Linked DNA regions of Homo sapiens: region 2 is linked to region 1. A link is an interaction called in ENCODE POLR2A ChIA-PET data of the cell type or tissue named here. Cell type or tissue: OCI-LY7. All regions are shown on one strand. Each heading gives the region's core, and the rest is flanking DNA. Links, peaks and the distances in the headings are about the cores only.

Region 1 (11,612 bases), core at 1,176-9,175:
TGTCTTAGGTGATGAGTAGTAGTAGCAGCCAGTCCTAACAGCAGGGCATTTTAGGACATTCAACACACTGTATGGAGGAGGTTCTAAATAAATGACTACTGAACTGAGCTTTAGAATTTATAAATAAATGTCATTATTATTGCTTTCAAGTACACAACGTAACCAGGATTAGGCTAAGAAAATACTGTCCTGACATAGATGCAAGGCTAATATTTGTTTTAAAAGGCAAGAATATTTGTAATTAACATTCAAACTGCTTCTATTTCCAAGTAACTTCTAAGGTATTTTAAGGTTATTTTTAAAAGTACCCTCCAACGTTTTACATCAGGCTTGCTTTAAACACTCATCCTGCATTGATATAAATCTGTTTAATCCTTGTTTAAAATGTCACAAGTACAGATCCTAAAAAACACTAACTTGAAGGCTTTGTATTGATTTAAAAAGCATTAAGGTAATAAAATCATGACTATCAGGTGACAGAGACCAAAGTGCTTTTCAGAGCAAGTGCTCATCTCATTTATTCCAAAAAGAATGTTTCTCACCAATAAGGAAGTTGTATTAACAAGTGCAAAAAAAGAGCTACAAACTAACAAAAGCTCATAAACTTGCCCAACTAGACCATCAACTGAGCATGACAGTCAAACCTGTTTACACTCCAAATTGAAAACCTAGGCTTTGAACACATTAACTGAGTAGCCTCGAGTGTGTGTGTTCTGCTAGAAAATGAATAGAATGAATGATACAAGAGGAGGTATTCCATTATCATCTAGTAGCACATTCCTCCAGCACTGTACCTTTATCTCTGGGATCAACAAGCAGGTCATCCGCTGAGCAAGGACTCTCCTCGCTACCTTCATTGGAAATGGTGAGGAACGATGTTGGGGACACGGACTGGGAACGGCTGCTGTTGTTGCTTCCCCTGTCTGCCCCACCAGGCGTCTGTGTGTCAATGCTGCGCGTGCTGCTACTTCTCTGTACAAGGGGGGGTGGAGCACGATGGCCATCTGGAATATCTTGCGGCTGTTACAAAATTGTAAAAACATAGGTATATTTATAATTAATTTCGAATCACCAGCAATGAACCCAATGTCAACCTTCCCATATAGTGCCAGAGACTCACAAATCAGAAATCCCTTCCTACTTATTAGGATTTCATGTTGCACGTTAGTGACATCCCTGTCTAATCTGACCCCCACACTGAGAGTCTTCGGTGAAGACTTTGTATTCCCAAGGCCAGGCATACAGCAGGTGGCCAATGCTTGCTGAATAAATGAATTGTACTGAATCACTTATCGTGTGCTAAGGGTTATTTTAAAAATTATAAATGAGGGCCATGAAATCTAGGTGTAACACTAGGTTCCACATTAGAGGAAAAAGGTTATTCATCATGTGAACCAGGAACACTGATGCCACGCCCTGAAAGGATTTTTTCAAGTCAACCTTCCTAAATGGGGGAAAGGTTAATCACAGAAGTGCTGTTGATGGGGAGAAAATCAAGTACACACACAGAGGAAAGCCTGTGTGGATCACTTAGCAAGGAAACCAACTCCCTGCACGTCTTTGATTCATTTACCTTTATTACATCAGGGAATCTGTACCCCATCAAGCAGGATGGAGGAGAGGGTGTGGGGAGCTGTATTTTCTCTAAGCTAAACCAACCTTTTATCTTAAGGGAGAGGATCTTAAGCATCAATACAATACTCAATTCCTCCTTCACTAAAGAATAGAGAGACGGTTAGATAAATAAATATACTCTGTGGCATGGTTTTTAAACCAAAACAGTTAATTTTTCTGTTTTACATAGCAACTATTCTCATGTGTATTCTAGTCAGTAAAGAGAATAGGCAGAATTTTTTTTTTTTTCGATCTCAGCTCACTGCAACCTTCACCTCCCGGGTTCAAGCGATTCTCCCTGCTTCCCAAGTAGCTGGGATTACAGGCACGCACCACCATGCCCAGCTTATTTTTGTATTCTTTTAGTAGAGACGGGGTTTCACCATGTTGGCCAGATGGGTCTTGAACTCCTGACCTCAGGTGATCCGCCCACCTTGGCCTCCCAAAGTGTTGGGATTACAGGTGTGAGCCACTGTGCACAGCCAGATAATTTCTAAATGTACTTTATGATGACATAGCCTAGCATGTCAACCAAAACCAAATAGTCACTGACATTCAAAAAAGGAGCAGACAGATTCATGCTTAGAAGGTATTCAATGTCATGTAAACTTCTGCCCCCCATAATTAGTAAGCTAAACTTTTGTTAACTGGAGTTACAGCAAATAAGAAGTATATCACCTAATGGTTTCTAAATACAGACAAACAAAAAATAGTTTCTGTTCAGTAATCCAAATTCAAGTCAGATCAGTTGCCTCTATGACATGCAACAAAATGAAAACTTTTCATTCACTCACCCAGGTCAAAGATTTTTCAAAAGAGATAAATTTTTGCTCTCTCAATGAGAAGGAAGAAACCCAAGTAAATATGGAAACCCAAACTGTGCATTTTTAATAATTATAAGAGTTCAAGAATGATTTTAAGATACAAGATCACTTACTATAAGTTGCTCTTCCTTTTCCCCAGTCTCTTTAATTATTATTTCAATCTCCTGATTCAATCCTTCCACGCTATTCCGGAACCGGGAGCCTGTTGATTTGGTGATGGGAATTACAGGAATAAGTGCACTCTTTGGAACAGGAGCCTTAAGAAAATGGGATGGAGAAGAGAGGCTTAACATTACCTTTTAATTTTCTAGGCTGAAGCGTAATTCCAACAGACATAAGTAACTCAAAAATAAATCAAAGTTTACAGGCCTCACAAAAAGTGTGAGTGACCAAACCTGCTCCTTAGCATGTATGAAATATAATTTAAAACCCAAATCCCACACAATGAAGGTAGGATTTTGAACATTTATTCACATCTGTGAACGACTGCAAAGGGAACAGGGATAAATAAATATAGTAAAAGAATGTCAACCTCAGAAATTCTTTTACGACTGTAACAGAGCTCAGATTTCAGAATATAACTTTAAACTCTCCTAGTGCCACAATGATACAGTTTGGATGTCTCACCCAAATCATGGGGGTGGATCTCTCATGAATGGTTTAGCACAGTCCCTCTTAGTACTGTGAGTTCTTACGAAATCTGGTTGTTTAAAGGTGTGTAGCGCCTCCCACTTCTCTCTCTTGCTCCTGCTTGGCCATGTGACCTGTGTCTTTCCCCCTTTGCCTTCCACCATGATTTAAGTTTCCTGAGGCCTCCCCGGACACCAAGTAAATGCCAGCGTCATGCTTCCTGTACAGCCTGCAGAACTGTTAGTCAATTAAGCCTCTTTTTTTTTTTTTTTTTTTGAGACGAATCTCACTCTGTCACCCAGGTTGGAGCACAGTGATGTGATCTCGGCTCACTGCAACCTCTACCTCCCATGTTCAAGCGACTCTTCTGCCTCAGCCTCCTGAGTAGCTGGGACTACAGGCACCCGCCACCACACCTGGCTAATTTTTTTGGTATTTTTAGTAGAGACGGGGTTTCACCATATTGGCCAGGCTGGTCTCAAACTCCTGACCTTGTGATCCGCCCATGTCAGCCTCCCAAAGTGCTGGGATTACAGGTGTGAGCCACCATGCACAGCCCCTGTTTTCTTTATAAATTACCCAGTCTCAGGTATTTACAGCAACATGAGAACAGATTAATCTATATAATTATTTATATTCTGGGGGGGGTTTATTATTGTTTTTGTTTCTTCTTAAAAAAAATAAGATACATGTGCAGAACATGCAGGTTTGTTACAAAGGTACACGTGTGCCATAGTGGTTTGCTGCACCTATTGACCAGTCCTCTAAGTTCCCTCTCTTCACCTCCCACCTCAAACAGGCCCTGGTGTGTGTTCCCCTCTATGTGCCCATGTGTTCTCATTGTTCAACTCCCACTTATGAGTGAGAACATGCGGTGTTCAGTTTTCTGTTCTTGTGTTAGTTTGCTAAGGATGATGGCTTCCAGCTTCATCCATGTCCTTGCAAAGGACATGATCTCATTCCTTTTTATGGCTGCATAGTATTCCATGAAGTATATGTACCACATTTTCTTTATCTGGTCTATCATTGATGGCATTTCAGTTGGTTCCATGTCTTTGCTATTGTAAACAGTGCTGCAATAAACACATATGTGCATGTGTCTTTATAGTAGAATGATTTATAACCCTTTGGGTATATATTCAGTAATGGGATTGCTGGGTCAAATGGTATTTCTGGTTCTAGATCCTTGAGGAATTGCCATACTGTCTTCCATAATCGTTGAACTAATTTACACTCCCACCAACAGTGTAAAAGCATTCCTATTTCTCCACAGCCTCACCAGCATCTATTGTTTTCTGACTTATTTTAATAATTGCCATTCTGACTGGCGTGAGATGGTATCACATTGTGGTTTTCATTTGCATTTCTCTGATGATCAGTGATGTTGAGTTTTTCATGTTTTTTTTTTTTTACATGTTTGTTGGCCGTGTAAATGTCTTCTTTTAAGAAGAGTCTGTTCATATCCTTTGTCCATTTTTTGATGGGGTTGCTTTTTTCTTGTAAATTTGTTTAAGTTCCTTGTAAATTCTGGATATTAAACCTCTGTCAGATGGGTAGATTGCAAAAGTTTTCTCCCATTCTGTAGGTTGCCTGTTCACTCTGATGATAGTTTCTTTTGCTGAGCAGAAGCTCTTTAGCTTAATTAGATCCCATTTGTCAATTTTGGCTTTTGTTGCAATTGCTTTTGGTGTTTTTGTCATGAAGTCTTTGCCCATGCCTGTGTCCTGAATGGTATTGCCTAGGTTTTCTTCTAGGGTTTTTATGCTTTTGGGTTTTACATTTAAGTCTTTAATCCATCTTAATTTTTGTATAAGGTATAAGGAAGAGGTCCAGTTTCAGTTTTCTGCATATGGCTAGCCAGTTTTCCTAGCACCATTTACTGAATAGGAGATCCTTTCCTCATTGCTTGTTTTTGTCAGGTTTGTCAAGGATCAGATGGTTGTAGATGTGTGGTGTTATTTCTAAGGTCTCTGTCCTGCTCCGTTGGTCTATATGTCTGCTTTGGTACCAGTACCATGCTGTTTTGGTTACTGTAGCCTTATAGTATAGTTTGAAGTCAGGTAGCATGATGCCTCCAGCTTTGTACTTTTTGCTTAGGATTGTCTTGGCTATATACAGGGTCTTCTTTGATTCCATATGAAATTTAAAATAGTTTTTCTAATTCTGTAAAGAATGTCAATGGTAGTTTGATGGGAATAGCATTGAATCTATAAATTACTTTGGGCAGTATGGCCATTTTCACAATATGACTTATTTATTTAACAGAACCACTTCCAAAATCTATGTAGAGATTTTTAAATTAAAAATGTTTTTATTGTCACAGTATTACTTTTGGAAAGAACTATCTGGTTACATAATTACAGGATATTACTTGTTTCCTGACAAGATATTCAAAATAAAATATGAAACAAGCATTAACAGAGGTATCCGCCAAAGCTAGTAACATCAGTGTGCCAGATAAACATCTTGCAGATTCTTCTGCTGTCTAGCAAAGAAATGTGATTAACCTATCCTTCATTTAGGAAAGTTTCTTTGGAAAACCTCTTTCAGGAAGAGGTGGGCAAGAAGACAAAGGTAACAGACAAAGACAAAGGAAGACAAAGGTAACACTGATTAGAAATGATTCTAATCAATGACCATCAGTTTTATTCCCTGATAATCTTGCTGTCTGATACAGAACTTAGTGTTAAATCTCTATTTCTCCTTTTATTCCTGCTCCCCTTCAGAACTGGAAAAAAAAAAAAAAAAGAAAAAGCATAATAAATACAACAAGAATCCTTGGCAAACACAAGAAATCTGTGATTAAAAAAGGCCAAGGGGAAGCTCCACGCAGAAGTGCTGAGAGAGGATGTCTCCACTGCTCAGTTAGTGTTGGGTCCTCATATGTAACACAGGACACAGAAACCTACCTCATGGCTTTAAAGATGAAATGACAGGAAACCTGGTATGGTGCCTGGCGTCTAAAGCATGAATGCTCAGAAAACAGTAGCTGCAATTTTTATTTTGTATTTTCCCTATTATGTATTTTATTCTTAAAATAATTATCTTTTCACATTTTTTTCAAGTGTCACTTATTTTCTTTCACATATAGTGTCTCCTAATTTTTCCCTTTTTATAAGTCCCTCTGTTCCCACATTCCCCACAGCCTCAAGCTTCTGTATTACTTATTCCCTTTACTTCCATCTCTTCTTTCTGATCCCTTTTCCATTCTCAGCATCCACTACCAAAGGAAAGAAAATTTTAAGTTTGGGTGTTCTATAAGTGTTTTATAGAGAAAATTTATATAATTTTTAAAAATTCAACTTATATTTTTGAGCCACTCTCCATAGCTCAGATCTTTGGTGCACAGATATACAATTGTCAAAACCTATTTTTTTTTTTTTTTTTTTTTTTGAGATGGAGTCTCGGTCTGTCTCCTAGGCTGGAGTGCAGTGGTGCAATCTCAGCTCACTGCAACCACAGCCTCCCGGGTTCAAGTGATTCTTGTGCCTCAGCCTCCCGAGTAGCTGGGATTACAGGCACCCGCGACAACGCCCAGCTAAATTTTTGTATATTTAGTAGAGATGATGAGGTTTCGCAACGTTGGCCTGGCTGGTCTCAAATTCCTGACCTCAGGTGATCCACCACCTGGACCTCCCAAAGTGCTGGGATTACAGGCGTGAGCCACTGTGTCCAGCCTCAAAACTATTTTTTTGAGGAAGATCTTAGCCATATCCATAGATCTATTCTCTTAGTCTAGTTCATTTGATGTGAACACTTGTCCTGGTTAGACCCTTTCAGCTTTCATAAGCGGTGACAACTCTATATACAGTTTAGTGGGTGGCTAAAGCACAATCAATGTCATAAATCAAGTACTGGTCAGACAATAAAACTTTAAGTCACTAACACTCCATAGGTATAAAAACTCAAATTTCTGATGTAACCTGCAGTAGTCAGCTGAGCTATAAACTTCAAGTAACACAGAGTGATCTGTAAAGAATGATGCAATTTTTAGGTGAATTGTAAAATAATTTTGCAAATTTGCAAACAGAAAATTATGGGACTAAAGCTTATCTATATGTCTTCAAGGGTTTAGCCCTTATATTTTTTGATTTTCCCTTTCCTCAAATATAAACATAAATTCTATGTTTATAGAATAAATTCTATAATTTCTCTCTAGAAACCTACACACCTAATTTCTCAACATTTTCTGTTCTACCTACTGGAACAAAAGTTTCATATACGCCAGATATTTCACAAAAGCAGGAAGTGAAAAGAACATTCTTCCTTTGCCCCTTCATGTTTATTCAACCAAAAGCCAATGCATGCGTATAAAACAGACACACACACAGATTTATATTTCACCCAGAAAAAAAGACTATTTCCCCAAAATATCAGAAGCAAGCTACACCTGGGAACAGAGGTGGTATTTTTTTCTTTTGGATTATTTTTCTACAATTAACCTGAGGAGAGAAACTATGTCTTATTAATCTCTTTAGTGCCACTGCCAAGCACAGAGCCTAGAACATATAAGATGCTTGTTCAACAAGGCTGGTATATGGATGTGTGTGTCCCCCCAAAATCATATGTTGAAGCCCTAACTGCCAATGTGGCTGTATTTGGACATGGGGCATCTAAGGCAGTAGTTGAGTTTTGTTTTGTTGTTGTTGTTTGAGACAGGGTCTCACCTTGTTGCCCAGGCTGGAGTGCAGTGGCATGATCTTGGCTCACTACAACCTCTGCCTCCTGGCCTCAGGCGATCCTCCCACCTCAGCCTCCCGAGTAGCTGGGATTACAGGCACATGCCACCATGCCTGGCTAATTTTTGTACTTTTTTGGTAGAGACAGGGTTTTACCATGTTGCCCAGGCTGGCCTCAAACTCCTGGGCTCAAGCAATCAGACAGCCTCAGCCTCTCAAAGTGCTGACATTACAAACATGAGCCACTGTGCCCACTCAGCAGTAAAGTTTAAATTAGGTCATATGGGGGAGGCAGCCCCGGTCCAAGAGGACACCAGAGAGTCACCTCCCATTCCCATGCACACGAAGAGCTCATATAAGCACACAGCAAGAAGGGAGCTGTCTGCAACCCAAGGGGAGAACCCTCAACCAAATACCAACCCTGCTGGCACCTTGATCTTGCACTTAAGAGTCTCCAGAACTGGAAGATAAATTTCTGTTGTGTAAAGTCACGTAGTCTATGCATAATATTTTGTTATGGCTGCCTGAAGAGACTAATACACTCACCTTTAATTTTTTTTATTTCTACAGTTTTCAATAGACTTAAGAACATACTTAAACATAAGCCAGAGATATAGTGATCCAGAGAACTTGAATATGTCCATAAAAAGTCTGCCCTGAGAAACTATTTTTAACTTCATTGTTTACTCTTTTTTTATTTAAATAATTTTAAAAATATAATTAGAGATAGGGTCTCACTATGTTGCCCGGGCTGGTCTCAAACTCCTGGCCTCAAGTGATCCTCCCAGCCTTGACCTCCCAAAGTACAGGGATTACAAGCATGAGTCACTGTGCCTGGACTGCCATTGTTTTCTTTATTGCAAAAGTAAAAAAAATATTCAGTGAAGAAAGAAAATTAAATACATGTCAATCACCAGAGATAACAACTATTAATAATTTTATAAAAACTCTTCTATCTAGTCCTTTTTCTTCTATATACATATACACTTTTAACCAGAAACAGATCGTACCTAGTGTTCTGAACCCAGTGGTTTTTTTTTTTTAACATTATACCAGACCTGTAACCTATCTCTATGCTTTAAAACGTTTAACCAAATCATTTTTATAGTTGCATAATTTTTTTATGAGGGCATTACTTAAGAAATCAATGCTCTATTAAACAAATAGTTTTCAATTTTTCACTATTACAGAACCATACTGTCATGCACATCCTCCTAGACAATTATTTGCACACATATGTAAATACTTCCTTAGAATAAATTCCTGGGGTGAGGAGCTATTTTCCTGGGGGGACATAAAGGATAGTAAAGATTTTTCAGGACTTTGATTCATAATGCCAAACCAAATAGTAAAATATTTTTACTCCTCACATTTTTATCTGCACTCTATGAATATATATGTTTCATGAAACTCTCTAAATTGGATTTATTTTTTCTAAACCTTTGCTAAGTTTCATAAACTACCAGTGCTCTCATTCCTTCAGTTTTTATATTGTAGAATACACAATGAAATACTCATCAGTTATGTATACACATGTACACGCACACACACAACCACATTTTTCTTTATTCATTCAACTGTTGATGGGCACTTAGGTTGATTCCATACAATGGCTACCGAGAGTGGCTACGATAAACATGTGAGCGCAGGGTATCCCTTTGATATGTTAATTTTTGTCTTTTTGATAACAGCCATTCTAACAGGGGTGAGGTGATATCTCATTATGGATTTGGATTTGATTTGCATTTCCCTGATGACTAGTAAAGATGAACTTTTTAAAATATATATTTGTTGGCCATTTAATCTATGTCTTTTTTTGAGAAATGTCTAGTCAGACATTTAATCTGTCTCTTCTAAGAAATGTCTAGTCAGATTGCCCATTTTTTAATGGGATTCTTTGTTGTTGTTGTTTTTTGCTATTGAGTTCCTTGAAGATTCTCGATGTTAGTTCCTTGTTGGATGAATAGTTTGCAAATATTTTCCTCCATTCAACAGGTTTTCTCTTCACTCTGTTGTTTCCTTTGCTGTACAGAAGCTTTTAAATTTAATATAGTCTCATTTGTATATATTTTTTTGTTACCTAGGCTTTTGTAGTCCTAGCCATAAAATCTTTGCCTAGACCAATGTGCTGAAACATTTCCCCTATGTTTTCTTCCAGGAGTTTTGTAGTTTTGGGTCTTACCTTTAAGGCTTTAATCCATTTTAGGTCGATTTTTATATGTGGTAAGAGATAATGGTCTACTTTCATCCTTCTGCATAAATCAGTTTTCCCAGCACTATTTATTGAAGATGTTCTTTCCTCCAGTGTATGTTCTTAGCACTTCTGTGAAAAATCAGCTGGCTGAAATGCATGAATTTATTTCTGGGTTCTTTATTCTGTTCCGTGGATCCATGCTGTTTGGATGACTATAGCTTTGTGTAATATATTTTGAAGTCAGGTAGTATGATGCCTCTAGCTTTGTTCTTTTTGCTTTGTATGGCTCTATTTGGGGACTTTTGTGGTTCCATTCAAATCTTAGGATTGTTTCTTCTATTTCTGTGAAGAATGTCATTGGTACTTTAACATAAACAATTAATATTTTAATTGCAATCAATCTATAGATTGCTTTGGATAGTATGGTCATTTTAACAACATGAATTCTTCCTATGAACATAGGATATCTTTCCATTTGTGTCCTCTTCAATTTCTTTCATTAGTGTTTGCAGTTTTTGTTGTAGATATCTTTCATTTCCTTGGTTAAATTTATTCTCAGGGTTTTTTATTGTTGTTCTTTTTTAGCTATTGTAACCTGAATTGCTTTCTTTATTTCTTTTTTAGCTAGTTCACTGTGAGTGTATAGAAACACTACTCATTTTTATATATTGACTTTGTATCCAGCGACTTTAGTAAATTCATTTATCAGTTTTGTGATTTTTTTTGTAGTCTTTTGGTTCTTATTTTATGTACAGATAAATTGGAATGGGTAGGTTTTTCCATATATAAGATCATGTCATTTGTAAAGAAAAATTTGACTTTCTGTCTTCCAGTTTGGATGCCTTTTTTTTCTTTCATCTGGTTGCTCTGGCTAGGACCCCCAGTACTATACTGAATAACTGGTGAAAATGGGCACCCTTGTCGTGTTTCAGTTCTTAGAGGAAAGGCTTTCTGCTTTTCCCCATTCAGTACAATTTAGCTGTGGGTTTGTCACCTATTGCTTTTATTATGTCAAGGTATTTTCCTTCTATGCCTAATTTGTTGAGAGTTTTTACCATGGATGAGTGCTGAATTTTATCACATGGTTTTTCTGTATCTATTACAATGATTGTTGGTTTTTGTCCTACATTCTGTTGATGTGATATATCACATTTATTGATTTGTCTATGTTGAACCATCTTTGCATCACTGGAATAAATCCCACTTAATCTTGCTATATTACCTTTTTGATGTGTTGTTAGATCTGGTTTGCCAGTATTTTGCTCAGGATTTTTGCATCTATGTTCAATAGGGATACTGGCCCATAGTGGGTTTTTGTGTTTTTTTTTGTTTTGTTTTTTTTTCCGGTGGTGGCTGTTGTGCCTGTGTCTGGTTTTGGTACAGGGTAATGCTGGCCTCATAAAATGAGTTAGGAGAAACTCCTTCCTCTATAATTGTTTGCAATAGTTTGAGAAGAACTGGTGCTAGTTCTATTTTATGTCTGTTAAAATTCAGCAGTAAAACCATTTAGTTCTGGGCTTTTCTTTGTTGGGACAATTTTTATTACTGATTCAATCTCATAACCAGTAACATGGTTTGTTCAGGTTTTCTACTATTTCCTGGTTCAATCTTGGTAGGCTGTATGTGTCAATGAAATTACCCATTTCCTCTAGGTTTTCCAATTTGTTAGTG
Region 2 (11,612 bases), core at 1,775-9,774, 87 kb after region 1:
AATATATGGGAATTTTAATCAAAATCAAAGGAAAAATTCACCTGTTTTGAGAATATACAATGTATTTCACCATTCATAGCTGAATCTATCAATGTCCCACCCATTTCCATTCACAGCCAGTGTGGAGAACACCTGCAGTTTCTATGAACAGTTCTCCAGACAATTTCTCAGCATCTGAGCCTCTCTGCCAGAGCTTTCTCTGCCTGAAGGAGCATACTCAGCTTGGCAGCAGGACAAGCAAGAGAGCCTGGGAGTTATTCCCAGAAACTTCAACCAGTGAAGGGCAAGAGGTAGTAAATGTCTTATCCCTCAATGGGACAATCCAGAGGCATATTCTCTATGTAATCTAGCAGAGGGAGTTCAGCGAGACTGATGACCAGTTGCCCAGTGTGGTATACTACTTATTAAAGCACGCTTATTAACTTTTGTCCCTTCCCTGTCTCTTTCCTACTTCTTCAACATTCTTAAATGAACTATTTGGAACCAAACAAATCCTTGTCTCAGGGTCTTCTTTTGGTGGAACCCAAATTAAAACACCATGTAGCATTAATCTCAAAACGGTGTTTATGATCGACAAAACTACAACCTTCCTGTCAATACAGTGAATTATGTGGGAAGCAATATGTTTAAATCATTAAGTTATTTGTCTGGCTCTTTGGATATGAAACTGAAGATCACAATTACTTTAGATTTAGAAATAAGGAGAAAGATCAACACTTTCAAGCTTTCAAAAATTAGTAAAGCTTTGCATATTTGGCAAATTTATTTGCAGCTTTAAATACAAGGAATTAAACTTCAAAATGCAAACACCATGGTAGCACTATTTTTGCCTGCCCAGTATACTCATTTGCCCCAGACCTTCCTGTCTTTTGGTAACAGATGCTAGTCCCTAACAGGGTGAGTACATGACCAGGCTCAGCTAATAACAATAATTCATTCTTCTGGATGCAGTAACTGACTCTGAAATGGGCGCAGAATGAAACATTATCCTTCCCTGTAATTTTTCTAGCTGGAGTTGGTGGAGAAGAAGCCCTCTTGCCTTGTGGGTCTTGCAGACGGAAATATGAGTCTTGAATGGTCTGTGGCCCTGTTCCCTGCTATGTAGACAAAGTCTCTACACTAGAAAGTATGCTCCTTGGCCAGGGGGCGGTGGCTTATCCCAGTACTTTGGGAGGCTGAGGCAGGATCACTTGAGGTCAGAAGTTCAAGACCAGAATGGCCAACGTGTTTCATGAAACCCCGTCTCTAAAAATACAAAAATTAGCTGGGCATGGTGGCAGGCGCCTGTAATCCCACCTACTCAGGAAGCTGAGGCCTAAAAATCACCTGAACTTAGGAGGCAGAGGTTTCAGTGAGCCGAGACTGTGCCACTGCACTCTAGACTGGGTGACAAGCTAGACTCCATCTCAAAAAAAAAGAAAAAAAAAAGAAAGAAAAGAAAAAAGAAAGTATGCTCCTTGAGGACAGAAGCTTGATGTGTCTTATTTCTCTTTTCATTTTTGCCCCTTAAGCCTTTGGAACAAATTGGTATGTCTTATTTCATCACTTGTTTCCCCAGCAACTAAATAGTAGCTAGCACATAGCAGGTACTCAATAAAGATTTGTTGATTTAGACAGTACGTGAGAATGAAGCTAACAAACAGACCCACATGAAAGATTAAGAAACTAAGAGAATGTCCTGAAAGTACTTAGACAGTATGTGAGAATGAAGCTAACAAACAGACCCAAATGAAAGATTAAGAAATTAAGAGAATGTCCTGAAAGTACTTAATTTTTGTGGCCACATCTATCTATGTTTGTGGTTATTTCTTCAGTTCTACTGTCATTCTGCTTAGTTTAAGCTGAGTTGTCATTTGCAATCAAGAGTCTAGAAAAATACTTCAAGCAAACAAAGAAAAAAATCCAACAAACTGGATAAAGCAAATTAGTGCTTTAATATTTCTTCAACTTTGACCCAATAAAGCACTCAAGGATAAGGCGGAAAAAAAGCAATACTCATCCATATTTTTGTTCTGAAAGATGATTTAAGGAAATACTTTCATAATGACATGCCTGAAAATCCCACTTGAAACAATGTGAAAAACATTTTTTCTTAGTTATGTTCCATGTTGGCAAAAACATCTCAAATGATAGTTTTTATCATTCAAATTTGATTCAGTTAACAGAGTAACTTCCAAAAAAAAAATCTAGAAAATTTGAGGAGGAAGAACATCTTCTGATTCACTCCCGAAAATAAGCAAACTTTATCCTCTCCTTATTTTACAAAGCTAATCTTTTTTATTGCACTCAGGTAATAAAAACAGAACAATTCACAGATTTCCATACTATTTGGGACTGAAAAGCCTGGTGATAAATAAGTAGCCCCACCCACACTGATACCATATGACTGGTACAGAAAAATATCTATGTTTTAAAGATTAAGTTTTTTCTTCCTAGAATCACTGCTGTTTTAATTTTGAAATACTTATTTTGAAATCTCCAATATCATATCATGATTTTTGTGTCTATCAAATCAAGATGTGGGTTTAAAAGACTAAAAAAAATCTGTCCCTAACACCATTTTACAACCAATTTCTACCAATTATTCCAGATCACTCTGTCTATTGATTTATCAATGTATTTAATCTCTGCTTCAACCAGAAACTGTCTGAACCCTTCTGCAAGAAGGGAGGAACTTTTGGCATATATTATTCCTTATTTTGGTGTTCTTTCAAATTATCCAACTTGGTAGGATACCTATTCGTAATAGGTTTAATGTTGACTAAATTATATTATATATAACACTGTGAGAAGACTTTAAAAACATGGTCCCCAAAACGAAGCAGACATGAGTTGAAATCCCACATTTAGAAATTCTCTGAAACATTAAATTACTTAGTTCTCTTGGACTGAGTATTCTCATTTATGAAATGGAAATAAACACAGCCCTTAGAGGCATATATTTAATGCATGAGACATGCATTCAAATATTACTTTCTTTCCTTTTTCTTTGCTGATACAGAAAATAAAACTTGACCCAAAATCTACCATCCTATACCACACTTTAGAAAATGTTCTTTTATTTTATTTATTTATTTATTTATTTATTTATTTATTAGGAACAAGATCTCACTCTGTAGCCCAGGCTAGAGTACAGTGACACAATCAGAGTTCACTATACCTTCTTTTTCTTTTTTTTTTTTTTTTTTTGAGAGAGAGTCTCGCTCTGTCACACAGTCTGGAGTGCAGTGGCGTGATCTCAGCTCACTGCAACCTCCACTTCTCAGGTTTACGCAATTCTCCTGCCTCAGCCTCCGAAGTAGCTGGGATTACAGGCACCCGCCACTATGCCCAGATCAGAGTTCACTGTACCTTCTAACTCCAGGGCTCAAGCCATCCTCCCACCTCAGCCTCCCAAGTAGCTAGGACTACAGGTGCATGCCACCGCATTTAATATATAAATATTTTTATATCTTTATATATGTATCTAAATATATAAATATTAATATATATTATATTGTATATTATATAAAAATATATAAATATATATTATATAATATAATATGTATGTATTATATAATTATATATTTATATATTTTTATAAAATATATATTTTATAAAAATATTTTTTATATAAATATATTTTTATAAAATATATGATATATATTTACAATATATATATATTTTAAAGATGGAGCCTTACTGTGTTGCCTAAGCAAACTCCTGGCCTCAAGCAATCTTCCCATCTGGGCCTCCCAAAGTGCTAGAATTACAGGCATGAGCCACCATGCCTGGGAACAGTGATTTTACTTCTAATACTACTCTACTACTATCCTCACTATTATCACCCTATAACCTCAATCCACTACTCTTTTCTGTGGTTCAGCCATGCTAGCTGTCCACTTCACTACTTATCAATTATCTCCTCATCTGTCAATATCCCAAAGGCCTCCAAAGACTGAAACCTAGCAGAAAAAAATATAGCCAGCATACTACTTCAACTTGAGTAGAAATAGGTAATTTAACTTAGGTTATCTAGTTTAGTTTAGATCCCTACACTATCTAGTGGGGCCAAATGGCTAAGGTTTATCTTGAGATTGGTCTAAAACATAACACCAGTACCATTCAGGAATACCTTGACACAGTTATTCCTCTCTACATAATTATCACCTTCATTGTAATAATTGGATTCAAGAACAGAGCAATATTATTTCTATGGAAAAAGAGACAGCACATGCGCGCGCACGCACACACAAACACAGACACACACACACAGACACACAGACACACATACACAAAGCTTTTTTTCTTTAAGCTGCCTCAAAAAGAAATACTTAGGCCGGGCGTGGTGGCTCATGCTAATAATCCCACCACTTTGGGAGGCCGAGGCGGGTGGATCACTTGAGGTCAGGTGTTCGAGACCAGCCTAGCCAACATGGTGAAACCCCGTCTCTATTAAAAATATGATAATTAGCCAGGTATGGTGGCACGTGCCTGTAGTCTCAGCTACTCGGAAGGGTGAGGCAGGAGAACTGCTTGAACCCAGGAGGCGGAGGTTGCAGTGAGCCAAGATCGCACCACTGCACTCCAGCCTGGGCGACAAAGCAAGACTCCATCTCAAAAAAAAGAAAAATTTACTAAAGTAACTCAAATAGAGGCCTGGAGCAAGTCCCAGTTTTTACGACATTTTTACTCTATTTTTAAACTCTTTAAAAATCATTTCACTTTATTTTAAATCACTGCTACAACACAGATTTTCGATCTGCATTTTTATTATAGAAATGAAACATACTGGCCGGGCGTGGTGGCTCACACCTGTACTCCCAGCACTTTGGGAGGCCGAGGCAGGTGGATCACGAGGTCAGGAGATCGAGACCATCCTGGCTAACACGGTGAAACCCTATCTCTACTAAAACTACAAAAAATTAGCTGTCCCAGCTACTCAGCGGGCTGAGGCAGGAGAATCACTTGAACCCGGGAGGCAGAGGTTGCAGTGAGCCAAGATCGCGCCACTGCACTCTGGCCTGGGCAGCAGAGCGAGACTCTGTCTCAAAAAAAAAAAAAAAAAAGAAATGAAACGAAACATGTTATTTCAAAATAGTCAAAAACCAGAAGTGAATACAGTAGAAAGTGAAAGTTGTCTGTAACATACCCCCACATCCCACCCACCAGTGAAAACCCAGCTAGCAGTGTCAAAATATAAACATACATAGTACATGCTCAGATACAATTTAAAAAAAAATGTGGCTGGCTGAACTTCTCTGACTCTTCAAGCCTTCTGTCTGCCATCCTCACCTAGAATTATGACTGTACATATGGTACATATGTGTGTGCGTTTGTGAACGTGTAACACCAATAAACATTTTACCAAAGTATTTTTCCAATGCAAACTTCAATGAGTCAACATTTTTTAAATTAGTTTTCTGAAAACCATAGGTAAACTGTTTCTATTTTTTTTCAATTTTCATGTTTATTTTGCTAACATAACTTCCGTTTCAATTGTTTTTAATGTAAAGTTTATAATAAAGACCCAATCTGCTTTTGACTATATCAGATTTTCTCAACAAAGTCTCTATCATCAAAAGGTTTGCTTTGTAACAATACCATTCCCAATTTAAGCAAACTATGCAGACACAAATTGCAGAATGAATGTTTTCTTCTGTCAAATTTTAGTCATAACAAATGTTGCCATAATACATATTTATAGCTATTTGTTTGTGTTTGTAATATTTATATCAATAAGTCACTACCAGTGAGTAGGATGAATGGTTTGTATTAGTTTCTTAGCTGACTACAGTAGGCAGAATTTTAAAATGGTCTCCCAAGATTTCCTGTCCTGCCAGTTTCCATGGCTCACGCCTGTAATCCCAGCACTTTGGGAGGCCAAGGCAGGCAGAACACCCGAGGTCAGGAGTTCGAGACCGGCCTGGTCAACATGGTGAAACCCTGTCTCTACTAAAAATACAAAAATTAGCCAGGCATGGTGGCATGCACCTGTAGTCCCAGCTACTCAGGAGGCTGAGGCAGGAGAATTGCTTGAATCTGGGAGGCAGAAGTTGCAGTGAGCCGAGATTGCACCACTGCACTCCAGCCTGGGTGATAGAGTGAGACTCTGTCTCAACAACAACAACAAAAAGAGGATTTCCTGTCCTAATCCCCAGGACTGAAAACACAACGAGATATCACATCCACGATTACATCATGTGCCAAGAGAGATTCTGTAGATGAAATTAAGGTTGCTAATCAGTTAGTAGTGAGTTATTAATGGGGAGATTATCCAGGAGGGCCCAATCTAATCACAAGTGCCCTTTAAAAATAGAAAGTTTTCTTTGGCTGGCTGCAGAAGAGCAAGTAAAAAAGATTCTATATGAGAGATATTCCACTGCTGGCTTTGAAAATTGAGAGGGTTGGCCAACTATAACCCCAGCACTTTGGGAGGCTGAGGTGGGAGGATCACTTGAGCCCAGGAGGCAGAGGTTGCAGTAAGCTTAGATCACACCACTGCACTCCAGCTGGGCAGCATACGAAACTCTGTCTCAAAAAAAAAAAAAGAAAAAAGAAAATTGAGAGGGTCATGTGGAAAAGATATGAGAGCCGCCTCAGAGCTGAGAGTGACCCCTAAAGCTAACAGTCCACGACAATGCAGTCATCTCAGTCCTATCACCTCAAGGAACTGGATTCTGTCAACTCCATGAATGAGTTTGGAAGCACCTTCTTCCCCACCAAAGTCTCCAGATAAAAGCCAAACCCAGCTTGATCTTGATATTGGCTTTTGAGACCCTGAGCAGAAAACACAGTGGAGCCTCCTCCCCGCCCCAACTTTCAACCTACAGAACTGTGAAATAATAAACGGATATTGTTTTAAGCTGCTATATTTGGGGCAATCTATCACATATCAATAGAAAACTAATACACTGACCCACAGAGAAACCCGTAATTCCTTCAGACTGACTTCTTATAAGCGAGGCCAAAACTACTACGGTAAGGCAAATGAGGCACGTGTTCTGAGGGCAAAATAACTTACTAGATAGATAAATTACTCAAGGTAAGTCATGCATGATAACGAACTATCAAAATTTTAAACAGGACTCAATCATGTACTTGCATGACTCTTAATCTTTGCCCTGTTGGACCCTATCTTTAAAATTTTCATAATTAGTTCTTTGAATTGTGTTAAATTAATTTTTATTTTGAAGCATTTTATTTAAATATTATTTATCTCAATTACCAAGCTTTCTGGCAGACACCAAAAACATGTATCCAGGGCCAATGCCTCAGTTGTCTCATTCTCGTCTTGTGCCAATTCTAAGACTAATCTAAGCCTTCTACCTAGCACTATTAGCCACACAAATCACTGAGCAGTTCTCAGACATTCCAGGCTATTCTACTATGTTGCCAAGCTAATTCTTTCAAATATTTTTATCATTTTTCCTACCATATACACAAATGGCAGTGAAAAGAACAGCTTAAAACCTCTGGAGTCAATATATTCTTTCAGTTAAATATAACTTCAGAAAAGATATCTAATTAAATGTACTCAAATCATCAGGAGCTAATGACACTCACCCTTAAAGAGGGATATCATGGGATAATTAGTTATTATTTGTGAAAATGCACAGAAGTATATAAATGAACTGGAATGTATTATTTGCATATAAAAATAGTTTTCTAGATTCACTGATAGGAACTGTGGTTCAACATGCTTTTTTTTGGAAATAATGAGTTTGCACTGTGTCATCCACATATTTTAACCTCATAGACCTTGTATCAGTATACTTTACAGGACAGTTAACAAAAATGAAAGGTTTGGTCTGCAGCCTTTGAACAAAATCTGGTATATAAAAAGCTTAATGGGGCTGGGCGCAGTGGCTCACGCCTGTAATCCCAACACTTTGGGAGGCCGAGGTGGGCAGATCACCAGAGGTCAGGAGTTTGAGACCAGCCTGGCCAACATAGTGAAACCCCGTCTCCACTAAAAATACAAAACTTAGCTGGGTGTGGCAGGGGGTGCCTGTAATCCCAGTTACTCAGGAGGCTGAGGCAGGAGAATCGCTTGAACCTGGGAGGCAGAGGTTGCAGTGAGCCAAGATCGCGCCACTGCACTCCAGCCTGGGAAAGGAGAGTGAGACTCTGTCTCAAAAGAAAAAAAAAAAAAAAGGCTTAATGTGACTGAATATCGAATGTGAATGATGTAATGAATTTAATCCAGCAAAGTACTAAATGTATAAAACACATACTATTATTTCAGAGAAGATTATAACATATTAAGTAATGTTCGCCATTAAATAAAAAGATACACGCTTTTCAATAAAAACCAGTAAAACTCTCTATATATAAATGTAGCACAATAACACTATTTCCTATAATAAAGTTCACTAACTATAGAGTTACCCACAGCTGAGTCACATAGCATAATATCTTCAGCACAAGTGCACAGTCAGAATTCAAAAGTTCAATTTCTGCAATCACATTCAAACCACAATGGAACTCAACCTAGTACCAAATGGAAATTAACGTTCTGTGCACTGTTTATAACAGCAAAAGACTACCCAATAATAAATGTGGAAGATCCACACAATGGAATACTACATAGCAATTAAAATGTTGTAGAAGTGTACCTATTGATATGGAAATTGTTGCCAATATTTTAAGTGGAAAGAGCAGGTTATAAAACTATGAATGTATAATTTTAAAAAGAGTGCTTCTAACGCTTCATTATTCTGAAGCTAAAAATAGTTATTTCTTAATTTTTTATTTCTAATTAACAATCGTACATGTTTACAGGATAAGAGTGTGATGTTTCAATGCATGAATACACTGTATAATAATCAAATCAGGGTAATTATATCCATCATTTTAAACATTTATCATTTCTTTTTTTCTTCTTCTTCTTTTGAGATGGAGTCTCACTGTATCGCCAGGCTAGAGTGTAGTGGCATGATCTCGGCTCACTGCAACCTACGCCTCCCGGGTTCAAGCAATTCTCCTGCCTCAGCCTCCCAAGTAGCTGGGACTACAGGCGTGCACCACCACCATGCCCAGCTAATTTTTGTATTTTTAGTAGTGACGGGGTTTGACCATGTTGGCCAGGATGGTCTCGATCTCTTGACCTTGTGATCCACCCGCCTCAGCCACCCAAAGTGCTGGGATTACAGGCGTGAGCCACTGCACCCAGCCAACATTTATCATTTCTTTGTGAGGATAACATTCACAATCTCTTCTAGCTATCTTGACTACATTGCTATTAGCTATAGTCACCCTACTGTGCAACAGAACACTAGAACTTATTCCTCCTGACTGCAACTTTGTACCAGTTGACTGACTTTTCCCAGTCCCCTCCTCCTCTATCACCTCCTCTTCCAGCCTCTGGTAATCAATATTCTACTCTACTCCTATGAAACGAATTTTTTTAGATTCCACATGAGTGAGATCATGTGGTGTTTGTATTTCTGTGCCTGGATTATTTCACTTAATATAATAATATCCTCCAGATTCACCCATGCTGCCACAAATGACAAGATTTCATTCTGTTTTATGGCTGAATGGTATTTCTATATACTACCAGTCTGTACACGTACACACACACACATACACACATACACACACACACACACACACCTACCTCACATTTTCTTTATCCACTCACCTGTGGTTGGGCATTTAGGTTAATTCCTTATCTTGGCTATTGGCTATTGTGAATAGCTCTGCAATAAACACAGGAGTGCAAGTATCTCTTCGACATACTGATTTCATTTCCTTTGGATACTTACCCAGTATTGGGATCGTGGGATTGTTGATCTTTTTTTTTTTTTTTTTTTAGATGGAATCTTGCTCTGTTGCCCAGGCTGGAGTGCAGTGCAGTGGCATGATCTCGGCTCACTGCAACCTCCGCCTCCCGGGTTCAAGCTATTCTCCTGCCTCAGCCCCCCAAGTAGCTGGGATTACAGGCACGCGCCACCATGCCCGGCTAATTTTTGTATTTTTACGAGAGACGGGGTTTTGCCATGTTGGCCAGGCTGGTCTTGAACTCTTGACCTCAGGTGATCTGCCTGCCTCAGCCTTCTAAAGAGCTAGGATTGCAGGTGTGAGCCAATGCACCTGGCCTAAAAATATAATTTTTTAATGTTAGCTGACTCAGCAAGTGGATGAGCGACTCTGGAGTCTGTAAAGGCCCAGGTTTATACACTCATTACACCACTTAATAGCTATCTGACCACAAATAATTAACCTCAATATTAAAATGGTAATATACCTACTTTATAAAGGCAGTTTAAGAATTACATTACATATTCAAAACACTTAGCATTATAGTTGGAATATAGAAGGTACTCAGTAACAGTTAACAGTTTTACTATAATTGTTTTCCTATTTTTACAGTTTTACTATTTCTCATACTGTACTCAGACTTTCAAATACGCATCTGAAATTAAAAGTTGATGGAGTAAGGGTGGGAAATGCCTACAGTTCTGGCTAAGATGAACTAACACACTTCTATCTCTAGCACCAATTATCACTAAAAACCCGGACAGCATATATGGAGTCCTCCGAGGATTCAAAAAAGTAAATAATGGCAGCTAGATTTGGGAACAAAACAAAAACTAGAAGAGCTGATAGGGAAGTGATTCACTGAGTTTTTCCCCCTCCCATATGTCCTGGATTAGATTCAAGGGCATCCCAAATCTTAGAACTGCACAGTAGGAGTGGGCAGGAAAAAGTCCAGGAGAAACACTTTCTTTGTGGCCAATGGACTAGGTAGGAGGGCCCTGCAGGATGAAGGCTATGGGTGGAATCCCAGCTCTTTTTCTCTCTTTTTTACTCTTCTGGCCCTAGCCCAAGTCAAGTACTGGTCACAAAACTGCACTCCTATGGCTTCGGCAGTGACCACAAAGGCACCTAAAACTGAGAGAATCCTTCCCTCTGACCAGAGGAACTGAGGCTCTGTAACTGGAACAGTGCAGAGAGAAACCAGGTTATTTCTTCCTCTCTGTCACCATCTTGGTCTAGAGGCATATCCAGTTGTAGGAAGTTCATGATAGTGTGGAGAGGTTAAAAATCCTGGCTTTGTCATCAGAGAATGAGGACAAGATCTCCTGGGAAACAGAGTGTGAAAATAAATCATGGAGAACAGGGAGCTGAAAAAGGAACACTCCTAAATCCATGTATGAAGTTCCAGGCACACCTAAAGGCTGTGCATGTATGAACTGACCCAAAATAGTATAACACAGATCTTCAGACCTAAATTAAGATATAGATACCGACCACCACTCAGGTCCCAAACTGACTCCTGGGAGGTACATACACAAAAGACAGACCCAAATAGTACTGCAAAGACTGTGAAAAGTAAATTGACATTAGAACCACAGCCCACTGAAGGTAAGATGACACTTGGAGTATGAATCCAACCAGTCTGATTGCCTGCTAAAAGAAAAAACTCAACATTTCCAGGTGCCTTAAATAGGACTCAGAGTCTCAAGTAAAATATTCAAAATGTACAAACAAGCAGGAGACACCAACCCTAAGATGGCTCAGATTTTGGAATTGTCAAAAATTAAGCAGCTATTATAATCATGCTTTCTGAAGTAAGGGCAAATACACATGAAATTAATGAAAAGATAAACATTTTCATACAGAAA

Evidence for each region. Peaks named below come from ENCODE experiments on the same cell type or tissue, not always from the same donor. Only the 100,000 strongest peaks of a DNase experiment are listed, where the experiment ranks them.
Region 2: POLR2A ChIA-PET joins it to region 1 with 11 read pairs; 2 of 35 experiments call an interaction of 5 or more read pairs at or near these places.

Annotation. Positions count from the first base shown.
Region 1 is chr2:202,746,621-202,758,232 of GRCh38, reverse strand. It overlaps FAM117B (family with sequence similarity 117 member B), which reads right to left. Exons shown (of 8, transcript NM_173511.4): 5 at 2,552-2,695; 6 at 795-1,020. Among named protein-coding and RNA genes, the nearest start is that of FAM117B, 120 kb to the right of the region's middle. In OCI-LY7, for the core only: no CTCF peak of the experiment used is centred there; a DNase peak (open chromatin) is centred at 7,332; H3K27ac peaks cover 271 bases.
Region 2 is chr2:202,660,105-202,671,716 of GRCh38, reverse strand. The region is part of intron 1 of FAM117B (family with sequence similarity 117 member B); the gene reads right to left. Among named protein-coding and RNA genes, the nearest start is that of FAM117B, 31 kb to the right of the region's middle. RefSeq lists an enhancer at 5,209-5,288. In OCI-LY7, for the core only: no CTCF peak of the experiment used is centred there; DNase peaks (open chromatin) are centred at 5,136 and 6,147; H3K4me3 peaks cover 1,519 bases; H3K27ac peaks cover 2,256 bases.